2 separate regions of the Homo sapiens genome follow, and region 2 is linked to region 1. A link is a loop called in an ENCODE intact Hi-C map of the cell type or tissue named here. Cell type or tissue: endothelial cell of umbilical vein. All regions are shown on one strand.

The links. A loop is a pair of places that touch in the nucleus more often than their neighbours do. Peaks named below come from ENCODE experiments on the same cell type or tissue, not always from the same donor. Only the 100,000 strongest peaks of a DNase experiment are listed, where the experiment ranks them.
Region 2: a loop joins it to region 1, with 3 times the contacts of the local background. A loop is called at or near these places in 3 of 110 quality-filtered maps.

What each region holds. Positions count from the first base shown.
Region 1 is chr6:22,883,537-22,886,036 of GRCh38, reverse strand. No RefSeq gene overlaps it. Among named protein-coding and RNA genes, the nearest start is that of LINC03005, 170 kb to the right of the region's middle. In endothelial cell of umbilical vein, no CTCF peak of the experiment used is centred here; a DNase peak (open chromatin) is centred at 1,436; H3K27ac peaks cover 2,068 bases.
Region 2 is chr6:21,663,350-21,665,849 of GRCh38, reverse strand. It overlaps LOC124901483, which reads left to right. Exons shown (of 3, transcript XM_047419653.1): 2 at 35-203; 3 at 892-1,309. The coding sequence ends at 1,295. Among named protein-coding and RNA genes, the nearest start is that of CASC15, 1.8 kb to the left of the region's middle. RefSeq lists a silencer at 1-172. In endothelial cell of umbilical vein, no CTCF peak of the experiment used is centred here; DNase peaks (open chromatin) are centred at 1,179 and 1,279; H3K4me3 peaks cover 1,711 bases; H3K27ac peaks cover 596 bases.

The sequences.
Region 1 (2,500 bases):
TCTGCATTATTTTTTCCCCAACAAAAATAGTCATCTTAATTATCCCTTATTATTGGACATTGTTGTTTTGGACCACACTACTAACATTTGCATCTGTCTTTTCTTACTGAAGCACATACTATACACACACACACACACACACACACACACACACACTCTCTCTCTCTCTCTCTCTCTCTAATACACATACTATCTTAGAAAAATGCTCTATAAAAACATAAACAGATTAATATAAGTTAAGATTAATTTGAAAATATGCTGTATACTTAATTTTTGTAAGCCTTTATCAGTGTCTTTATAATGAAATTTTTAAGCAATATACTTATTTTGCTGGGATTTTTTTCAAAACTGGTAAAAAGAACTGTTGAGATAAAATTTTAGGTATTTATTATGTTCATATAAGGAAACTCTGACTTGCTTTCATAGGCATAGATGTCACTCTCCTTTTCACTTAATTGATTTTCTATCTCCTAATAATTTTTTGTTTATCTAGTATCTGATTAATAACCAAAAACATCTGCACGTCTTCCTAATAGGAGGAATATGCGTAGCACAGATTGAGCTAGCAATGTTTGATGATTATGAGTATATATTTAGTTATCAGAGAGGTAAACCTGATCATTGCTATATTTTTTCAAAAGCATAAATTTCAGGTTTGAATATGCTCACAGAATACACATGCATATAAATTACATTAGTCAATGGGAGAAAGTTGGAAAAGGAATAAGGAAAGAAATCTTTAGTCTTATACTCAATTGGTGAACCTACCAACTCCATCACGTCTCAAGTCAGGTGGGCTTTGGAGGCCGATAGATTTATTATGCTTACAAAGCTGCAGGGAAAACTTTGGATAAGAAAACCTAAAAAGGTAAAAAGCAGCTGAAAGTATTGAAATATAAAGATTATTCAGTATTAAACCATCCGTAGTATTAAAGGTGGGAAGTACAAACAAATCTCACTGAAGCTAGCATACTAATGTGAGATTTATGCTGTTGATAACCATTTGCAATTAAGTATAATGTGCAAATACCATGGGATTATATGTTTCAGTTGTTAGAAATAGGAAAAAAAAAGGATTAGTTTTTGGCACTTCTTAAATTTAATAATAGCTGGTGTGCTGGAAAGAAAAATGAAAAAAAATCCTTTCTCTGGATTAGCAAAGAAAGAGCTAATATCTGTCAGTGAATACCATTATGATTTTTATACATGTCTCTGGTTTGGCTTCATTCATCGATTGCACAGATATTACTTAAATAAGACTTCAAGAGAGAATGCGGATTTTTGAAACTGAGGATTGGTCTCCAATGTTGTGGTTGCCAAGTAGTGGATTAACAAGCTGTCAGTGTGAAATCCATTCGTTTCTTCTTATCATTCAGGAAGCAGACATCCTGTCACTCTCTACCGGCTTCGTAACTTTCACAGGAAGGTAGAGGCATCACAGTGGCGGCTCCAGGTTTTATTTATATGGAACAATATTCTGATCATGATGTTTGACCTTTCCTATCAAATACCTTTGTTATCTTAATCAGTGTGTCATTGCCACATTCATGTGTTTTTGTTTTTATACAATATTATTAATTTGAACCATATGAAACTGCCATTTTGTAGTTCCAAAATGATCACGTATTCACAATGTCACCATTTCATATGGTTCAGCCTACTATTGATTTACTTATGGAAGAGTGAAGGAGCAGGGATAATTTTATAGCAAGTAGCAAAGAAAAGAGGAGAAATGCAAGTACCAAAGCAAAGAGGAGAAGAGTGTGTGTGTGTGTGTGTGTGTGTACTGAGAGTCTAATATGTGTTAGGCACATCTTATGCACCAGATATACAGCAAGAAACCAGATTAAGCCTCTGTTCTCATGGGGGTTACAGGTCTGCAGGGAAAATGGATAATAAAGTAGTGTACGAGAGAATTCCAGATGAGTTCTATGAAAAACATGTTATTCAGGGAAAGAGAACATAAAGAGACTTGGCAGGAGGTGTTGCAGGTAGGAGAGGGACAACTCTTTTAGACAGGGTGGACACAGAAGACCTCCTTCAGGATATGAGAGTTGAACAGAAATTTGAAAACAAAGAGAATATATCTCACAAAGAACTGAGAAAGCCGTGTTCTACAGTAATGGGCTAGCAAGTGTAAAGGCCATGAGGTGGAAAGGCACTGGACTGACTTAAAGAGGAACACGGTGGCCAGAGTGGCTTGAGCAAGTGATGGAAAGGGAGGGTGGTAACAGACAAGGTCATAAAATCAGGTGGGGCCAGATCTGGAGGGGTGGTAGCCTTAGCCAGCCTTGGGATTTTATAGGAAAGTGATGGAAAGTCACTGAAAAGTTTTGAGCAGAGGAGCACAATGATATTTTAAAAAGATTACTCTGGCTTCTATGTGGATAATTTCCTAAAAGGGAAAAAGAACAGAAGCAAGAAGTCCAGCTGCAAAGTCACTGAGATTGTCCTGTGAGAGACAGCTCAGCTTTGACATGGGCCTTAGGAGTGGACGTGC
Region 2 (2,500 bases), 1.2 Mb after region 1:
ACGCTGTCCCTCTGGAGAGCCCTCTAATTGGCAGGACAAAGGCCAGCTCCGGGTTCGGCCGGGGCCTCCGCCCATCCCTCGGGGCTACCTGTTGCTGCAGGCGCAGCGCAACTCGGTCCAGGGGCTCCGAGGAAGAATTCCCAGCTCCAGCATCGCGCCCACCTTCTCAGGCCCCGAACTTCCCCTAATCTCAAACTGCGAAGGCAAGGCTCTCAGGATGACCAGGCGCCCTCTGACCCTACAGCCAGGCGCTGCTCACTCGTCCTCTTCCCTACACCACGTCCTCGTGCTCACCCCAAAGATCTGACTCGGGGTCCCAGGCCGCCTCCTCATCCTCCACCCCCTGCCGCGACACGTCCCAGCCGAGCATCCCCTCTTTCCTTCCCCTCCCCCACTGCCTTGTCCGGGACAAATCAGGTGTCTCGGACCAGGAACAGCTCCCGACCCTTCCCCAGGTCCCTTCCAGTCATTCTCAACCTCCAGAATTGGGACCCCATCCACATGGTCCCCCACCCCTCGACCCTGATCCCAACTTCGGGCCATAGCATTAGCTCGCTGAGTGACTCAGAGCAGCACTCGTTTTCCTTCTAGATCCACTAGAATTGAAGAAAAAGAAAGCAGGGAGGTGGGGGAAATGGGAGAGAGTAGGGGCCCGCATGGGGAAGCAATTTCTAGGGCAAAAGAAAAAAACATTTCAATGCGAACACCCACCCTCCAGTTGGTATCCAGCCCGTCGCGCACCTTTGCCTCCACCCTCTTTCCTTTCTCCCCATCCCAGACTTGGAATCCTTTCGGGTTGGTGAAGTTTGGGGGTAGAAGGATGAGGTAGACGGAACCTTGGGGACCTGGGGGCTATGTCCTGGGTTGGCTTGCGGGGGGAGGGGCATTAAGAGGAGGGCTCCCGCTGGGTCCGGAATGTGGTGGCGGTAGGTCCCTGCACCCGCCCGGCGACTCCTTGCCAAGGTCTCTCCTCCAGAGCAGAACAAAGACGCCGCGAGGAGAGCTTCTGTCCTCGCCTCCCCCGCCCCGCGCTTCACTCGCACCAGCCCACGCCGCTCTCGGAAACTTTACAACCAACTTCCCCTAGAGTTCGTGCGCGCGGCGAGTGGGCCAGAAGGAGAAACCGGGACAATCGCATCCCGGGACCAGAGATGCCCTCTTCCGCGTCCCCTCCTGGACAGGGAGCACCACCTCTTGCACCGCCCGTCCCAGTCTGCGAGCTGGGCGACCCGCGGTGCCAGGGCGAGCGGAGCACGCGCTTTTCCCAGCCCCTTAAGCGAATGATGTTTCTTTAGTCTGGACGCGTACAGTACTGGGCAGTGGGGTCGGAGATAAAGAAGCGGCCGCCGGCCACGCGCAGGGCCGCGGCTCTGGCCGCAAAGTGAGGCCGAGAGCGCAGGAAGAGCACGGGTGTGAGCCGCGCCCGTCGGGCCGGGTTCCTGCGCGTCCCGTTCCGCCCTCGGATCCCAGCGAGCAGCCGCGAGGCAGGACTCAGGGACCGCCCGGGCGGACCTCCTGGAACGTCGGCCTCCTCACCTGCGGGGAGCCCCGACACCTGCGCCGTCTCCTTGCGGAGCCCTGGGTCTCTTGGGCAGTCAGTCGCCTACTGGAAGCTCAGGAACCTCATCTTAGGCGAGGAATCTTGAACGCACCACAACCAACCACAAAGAGAAAACAGCCCCCACCCACTCCTGTCTGGCACATTTTCCTCTTTGTTTAATTATGTTGACTTCCAGAATTCTCTTTTTGGGAGAAGCCTACCCTCCCCCAGACAAAACCTTTCCTTCTGTTATCCTCAGGGATCTGCGTGGAAAATAATGAAAAGTCAGTACTTTGAGACAATTCCATTCTGTTGCCTCTCGAAAATGCTCCAGGTTATAGGGTAAATCAACCAAGATAGAATTTTTGACTTCGAAATAACACCCAATACTCCGCTTACTAATCAGAGCTATTAAAACATTACCGATCCTTTGAAAATGTTTACTGTTTGTTTCTCTCTTTTTTATGGGAATGAAGAGTAAGGGTCATTTGCTAGGTGCAAAAGTCAATATGGCCTTAAGAAGGCTTTCTTCCTGCTGCCTGTCTTTATGAAATATTGCTCTCAGAGCTGTTTGAAGTATCTCCCTTTCCCAACCTGCTTGTGAACAAACATTTCTTCCTGGAATCTTGGTCTTCAACAGGTCAGAGCTCCCCCATCTCTGTAATAAAGCCCACTCCTGGGACAATGTATGAGCTGTTCACTCCTACCTTTTAAAAGCATACCATCTTTTCTCAGATGCCACCACAGCTTTAATATATTTTTAAAGAGTTAATTAACATCATCTAGGCTCAAAGATGGATATAGCAGAGCATATCAGCCAGGTATCTTTTCTGTACTAACAGGGCTGGGGCTCCACCAGTATGTCATGGGCTTCCTACTGGCAGGCCAATGGCATCTTACTCTTCCCTCTCTGCTTCCCCATTCAAGGGCTTCCTGTGGCTGCCAGACCCCACTTTGCCA